Regions from separate parts of the Mus musculus genome. Here region 2 is linked to region 1. A link is a loop called in an ENCODE intact Hi-C map of the cell type or tissue named here. Cell type or tissue: left cerebral cortex. All regions are shown on one strand. Each heading gives the region's core, and the rest is flanking DNA. Links, peaks and the distances in the headings are about the cores only. Region 1 has its middle 2.3 kb from the start of Gm30944. Region 2 has its middle 8.3 kb from the start of 1700036G14Rik.

The links. Peaks named below come from ENCODE experiments on the same cell type or tissue, not always from the same donor. Only the 100,000 strongest peaks of a DNase experiment are listed, where the experiment ranks them.
Region 2: a loop joins it to region 1, with 15 times the contacts of the local background. A loop is called at or near these places in 5 of 42 quality-filtered maps.

The regions. Positions count from the first base shown.
Region 1 is chr3:85,019,150-85,022,063 of GRCm38, forward strand. No RefSeq gene overlaps it. Among named protein-coding and RNA genes, the nearest start is that of Gm30944, 2.3 kb to the right of the region's middle. In left cerebral cortex, for the core only: no CTCF peak of the experiment used is centred there; DNase peaks (open chromatin) are centred at 1,192, 1,860 and 2,290; H3K27ac peaks cover 2,350 bases.
Region 2 is chr3:85,307,740-85,310,653 of GRCm38, forward strand. No RefSeq gene overlaps it. Among named protein-coding and RNA genes, the nearest start is that of 1700036G14Rik, 8.3 kb to the right of the region's middle. In left cerebral cortex, for the core only: no CTCF peak of the experiment used is centred there; DNase peaks (open chromatin) are centred at 1,212 and 1,635; H3K27ac peaks cover 2,198 bases.

The DNA of each region.
Region 1 (2,914 bases), core at 167-2,666:
TGCTATGTTTTCCTGTGGCAGACACATGAAAGGACATGTGATGAAGGAATATAGATATGACTCCATAGACAGTGTGAGACGAGCATTGAGCTTTGGTTTGGTTTACTCTGCCTTGCTGTTCTTGGTTAAGGACACACAGGTATTGGTTCACTTTACATAGCATTGTTGGGCTCTACTTGTGGTCATGCCACCATTGAGAGAAACTTACCAAAGAACTGCTCATGAGTTTCCTTCAGCTGTTTGCCTCTTCAGCGGCCTTAGGCCAGATGGTGAAGCCTTGCAGTTTCTTTAGGATTGAAGAACAGCTGCCTGTTTGTGTGTGTGGTGTTTGCTACAGGACTGAAATGCTGGCAAAGAGGATTTGAGCTGGCCCTCAAAGAGCTATTCCCAAACAGGTCCACTTCCCCCATAACCTGACTTTTCTACTATCTCTGGTGGGTGATGGGCTAAAGGAGAGGTTGAACCTTTATTAAAGTAGGTTATAAAACAGTATAGTCAACTTTACAGGATGTAGGAGACAACATTCTGGTTATATCTGTAAGGGATTATCTTGATTAGGTTAGTTAAGATGGAAGACTTGTCCTAAATGTGACCACTCATTGAAGTAGGAGGGTATTCAAGGCCAGCCTGGGTTACATGAGATCCTGTCTTAACCCTCCCCACAGCAGCCCCAAGCAAAAGCAAACAAGCAAGCTAACAAACAAATGAAAACAACAAGAATTAATTATAAGAGGGTCAGAGTGTAGCTCAGTGGTAAACATTTGCCTGGTGGACATATAGACCTGGCTTTAATTCTCGGCACTGCAAAATGGAACTAAAACCAGAGGAGGGATGGCAAAAACAGTACTCACATCACACAGCTTGTTAAGGATTAAATGAAAAACACAAAGTGCCTCGAGGAGAGTCTGGTACCATTGGAAAGGCCCACTGTGTGCTAGCTATTACAATAACCAGGAGTCCTATTCTACCCCAAAGAGGTATCTGCAGATCAGAAGAAGCCCTGTATCCACAGGGTGGGAAGAGATGCTCTAAACCTCTCACCCCAAGAAGTAGCACAAACTGAAAATAGAAATAGCTTAAGAAAGGGCTGTATCATGAGTGGGGCTCCATCATGAGTGGGTAACCTTTTCTCTACCATAAGCTCATGACACATAGAGGGAGGAAAATCCATTTCTGGCCCCACCTAAGTCACAGCAGCCATCATGGGCTGTGAAGAATTCAATTAGTCACTGGTTGCCATGCCAATGCAAGCATCACCCTTCCACCTACTCCACCATCAACACATTTGAATAAGTAACAATGATAATACCATGCACTAAAAAAATGCTATTTTTAAAAAAACTTAAATGTACTTCTGTCAAAAGTCTGGTTTTTCAGAAATAATTGCTGTAGGCCAGATAAAGATTTGCATAGGATTCCTAAAATGGGCTGAATATCATCACAGAAGAGAAATATCTGTGATTATAAAGACAGTCCTTGAGATTGGGGGACTTGGGATGGGAAGGCAAGCTTCTCCTAATATTCAGAGGTGATGGAGATGAAGTTGGGACAGATAGCTCTCACTTCAGCACCACCCTCCTCACACCCTGCCGCCTGACCCAGGTCCCCAGTCTTCACCATACCCTACCCAAGTGTTAATTGATATTTGTAATTTGATGCTTTGTGGCTACAGCTTTAACAAGTGTATTTTAGGGACCTCAGAATTAGTGTCTCAGAATCGATTCTGAGAAAACCATTACTGACATATAATAAGATTTATAATAGAAAAAGCAAAAATAAAACCAAAACAAAAAAATAGAAGTAGTCTAAAATATTCCAGCCATTGTGTACCCGCATGCTAGGATGTGGCTGTTAAAAATGAGGTTGTCAGAGAACAGCTGATGATGCAGGAAAATGGTATGTATTGTTAAGTGGAGCAAGCAGGTTACAGAGCTGGGAATTTGATGAAATCCAGGTTTGATGTATGCTATTTTATGCAAATATATGCATAGGAAAAACTAGTAGTGTGTTACTCTAAAATGATAATAATGGTTATTTCTGGATAGCAGGATCACAGGTGACTTTTGTTTTTCTTTTGTGCCTTCCTATATCTTCAAAAACCACTTAAGATAATTTTATATTTCTTCTATAACTATATAATATCCAGTCAGTGTTCTTCACACACTGAGGGCTGTTCTGAGTTTGTTGCAGGAGAGTAGGGGAATGCAGGGAGGACTGCACTTGGGCCTTCTGTGTCTAGTCCCCTGTCTTACTTCTTGGATCCCGGCAGTCATGTCTGAGGGGATCAAGTCATGCCTGAGATGACCTGGGCTCTCAAGGGATTAACTATCTCCCTGAGGAGGCATTTTTACATGTGTTATTCTGGCCAACCTAGTGCCACTATTAATAGTGGCTCATATCAGTGTGCACTTTTTGGTAACTGAGATGAACACAGATGCTGCCTAAGAGGCCTCTGGTATTCTAACAGGAGGTCACCACTGGGCTCCACATTAAATTTCAAGACCAAACACCTCCACTGTTATGTTCTGTCCTATGGATCCCATCCCATCTTCTAGCTCCTTGGAAAAACCAAGAAGAGCAGAGTGAAAATCTCTGCAAGTCCAGGCTTGATGGTTGTACTTAGAAGTGACCTAAGATATGACTATTTCTTCTATGCTATTTTTCAGAGTATAGGTCTTTACTTATGGGCCCCAAACTTTCTGGCATTAAAAAAAGCAGACTCCTGGGTTCTGTCCCAGGCAAAACATGATCAACATTTTTAGGTGTGGAAGATGGAAAGAAGTGCTTCCCCAAGAACTGGAGGTGGCAAAGGAAGATCGCCAAAGGATGAGTCTGGACTGAGCAGCATGCAGAGCTGTTTCCTCGGGATTGGCCGCTCCTCCTTTGGACGCTCAGGTCTAACAACTGAACTCCT
Region 2 (2,914 bases), core at 174-2,673, 290 kb after region 1:
AGAGCAAGAGCAAGAAAGCAAGAGAAAGAACAAGAACAAGAAAGCAAGAGAAAGAACAAGAACAAGAAAGCAAGAGCAAGAGAGAGAAAAAGCAAGAACAAGAGAGAGAGAAAGCAAGAACAAGAGAGAGAGAGAGAATGGCAAAACCCCGTCCCTTTTAAGGAGAATTATCCTCCGCCTAGGACGTATTACTCCCTGATTGGCTGCAGCCCATCGGCCCAGTTGTCATCACGAGAAAGGCAGAACACATGGCGGGAAAACTGCCCCTGCACGTGTGCAGATTATGTTTACCACTTAGAACACAGCTGTCAGCGCCATCTTATAATGGCAAATGTGAGGGCGGCTCCCAACAAGTTGGCAAAGTGCCTGCCCGGCATGCACAGAGTCCATGCTGGGTTCCATACCTAGCACTGCAGAAGTCTGCCACCATGCCTATAGCCGCGTCACTCAGGTGGCAGAGACAGTATGATCTCCTGGTCCTTTTCTGCTACACAGTGAAGTTGAGACCAGCTTGGGCTACATGAGAGACTGTCTCAAGACAAGCCAATGAATTCTGTTGTAAGGTCAGGAGGGGTCGGGACAATAATAGATTCCCATGGTTTTTCAGGGATGCAGCAATGGGTAAAGGATGGAGGATGGAAGAATCCAGAGACATTGTGATCCTATGGAATGAAGCTGATACAGTCTAGTAATGGATGGGAGGATGGGGATGAAGGGAATTCAAGCATGACTTCCAGTTCCTATCATTTCATGAACAGTGAGGAGGAGGATGGTGGCAGGGTTCAAGAGGGGACCCAGAAGAGGGACCGGCTCTGGAGGAAAAGAGTTTGGAATATGCTGAAGTTCAAGTTCACAAGAACATAGAGACTCCCCCACCCCCACCCCACACACACACCAATGGATAAAATTCCTTTTCTTGACCCAGCAGTTGGGCTGTGTCAGTATCCAGTCTGTCCTGGATCAGTCCCTCCTATGGTCTTCCCTAAATGCAGAAAATGCAATGCTTAGCAAGTGAAACAGAAACAAACGTCCCACTGGCTCCACATGCTTCTCCCCTGGGCAGTCTTCATTTCCTGGCAGAAGCGTCAAGGGAGAAATCAGTTACTGCCATTTGCGCATGGAAGACGCTCTTGTTTCTCACTGCAGTGCTGAGCCCTGCTCCCTGGCAGCTGCTGCAGCCACAGGTGGAAGCTGAGAGCAGCCTGGAGCAGGGAAAGATGAACAGACACCCACCTCAGGCACCAGCCAGGCTGTGGCTCTGCCTGTCAGCCCAGCTAATGGGATGATTGGCTGCTATTGACATAGCTCCATCTCTCAAAAGGCAAATAAAGCTAAACTACCATGCAGGAAGTGATTGCAGGGAGAAAAAGACCCATTTCAAGATCCTGGGTGCTCGCTCTCCACAGTTCTTTCTGTTTTTTCTTCCCAAATCCTTTCATTGATTATATTGTTTTTAAAAAAGAAAGAGAGCAAAAACAAGGTCTTCGCTGTAGCTATATTGTGCCTGCTATGATTTTTTTATCCTCTCCTAGCAAGTTTTTAGTCAATAGAAACGAGCTGATCGCAAGCTGCGCTCAGCCTGCAGAAGGCTTGCCAAGCTCCTCTCCCTAAGTCCCACCACACCGAGACTTCTGCGCCAGGCCAGCCTGCTTCCACACTAGAACAGCAGGTTTCCTCTTTGAGCAAAGCAAGTGCCTTTCCCAGCTAAGTCCTCCTCCTCTAACTGGGATCCCCCATCTCCTTTATATCCCTTTTAGTGATAAATATAAAAACCACATTTAGGAATGACTGAAATACCTGGAAAGAGAAATAACAATGGCTTGTTCTTACAGTAAAACTGAATGTCTGGTCTCTGGTTCTCTAGATACCCAGAGGCTGGGCAAGGCTTTAGAGGAGAGAAGGGTTAGGTGGGTAGTGAAGGTCACAGGCAGGCCAAAGAAAGTCAAGCTAAGAAGCTATTTCCTTAGCCTGATATGGCTGTCTCCTGAGAGGCTCTGCCAGAGCCTAATATATAGAGGCAGAAGCTTGCAGCCAACCATTGGGCTGAGCTTGGGGGTCCTCGATGGAGGAGTTGGAGAAAGGACTGAAGGAGCTGAGGGGGTTTGCAGCCCCATGGAGGGAGCAGCAGTGTCAACAGGCCAGACCCCCTGGTGCTCCCAGGGACTGGACCAACAACCAAAGAGTACACACGGAGGGACCCATGGCACTGGGCATGTATGTGGCAGAGGATGGCCTTGTTGGGCATCAGCTGGAAGAGAGGCCCTTGGTCCTGTGAAGGCTCGATACCCCATGTAGGGGAATGCCAGGGTTGGAGGATGGGAGTGGGTGGGTGGGGGAGCACCCTCATAGAGGCAGTGGGGAGGAGGGATGGGATACGGGGTTTCCAAAAGGGGAGGCCTGGAAAGGGGAAAACATTTGAGATGTAATTAAAGAAAATATCCAATCAAAAAAAAAGAGAGAAAGAAAGAGAGAGAGAGAGAGAGAGAGAGAGAGAGAGAGAGAGAGAGAGAGAAAGAAAGAAAGAAAGAAAGAAAGAAAGAAAGAAAGAAAGAAAGAAAGAAAGAAAGAAAGAAAGAGTTCCTTGAATATGCCTCCCCTCTGGACAGTGCTAGCCAAGGATAGCTGGGGGCTTGGCAGATGGCTTTAGCAGCCACAGAGACGAGGAAGACTATAAGGGGAACCATGCACAGGAAGAGGGGGAAGGGCATATCTTTTGGGCTCACTGGTGTGTCCCACCCACTTGCTGGCCAGCTTTCCTGCCAGAGGGAGCCACTCTCCATTCATCCAGATGATATGATTCACTTTCCGTGGCAGGGGCAGGATTTTACTGGACTTTTAACATGGAAGGCGAAGAATTAACCTTGTCTCTCTCATGATGGCAAAGCCCTGTCCCAATAGTGTCTGTGGTGGTCGT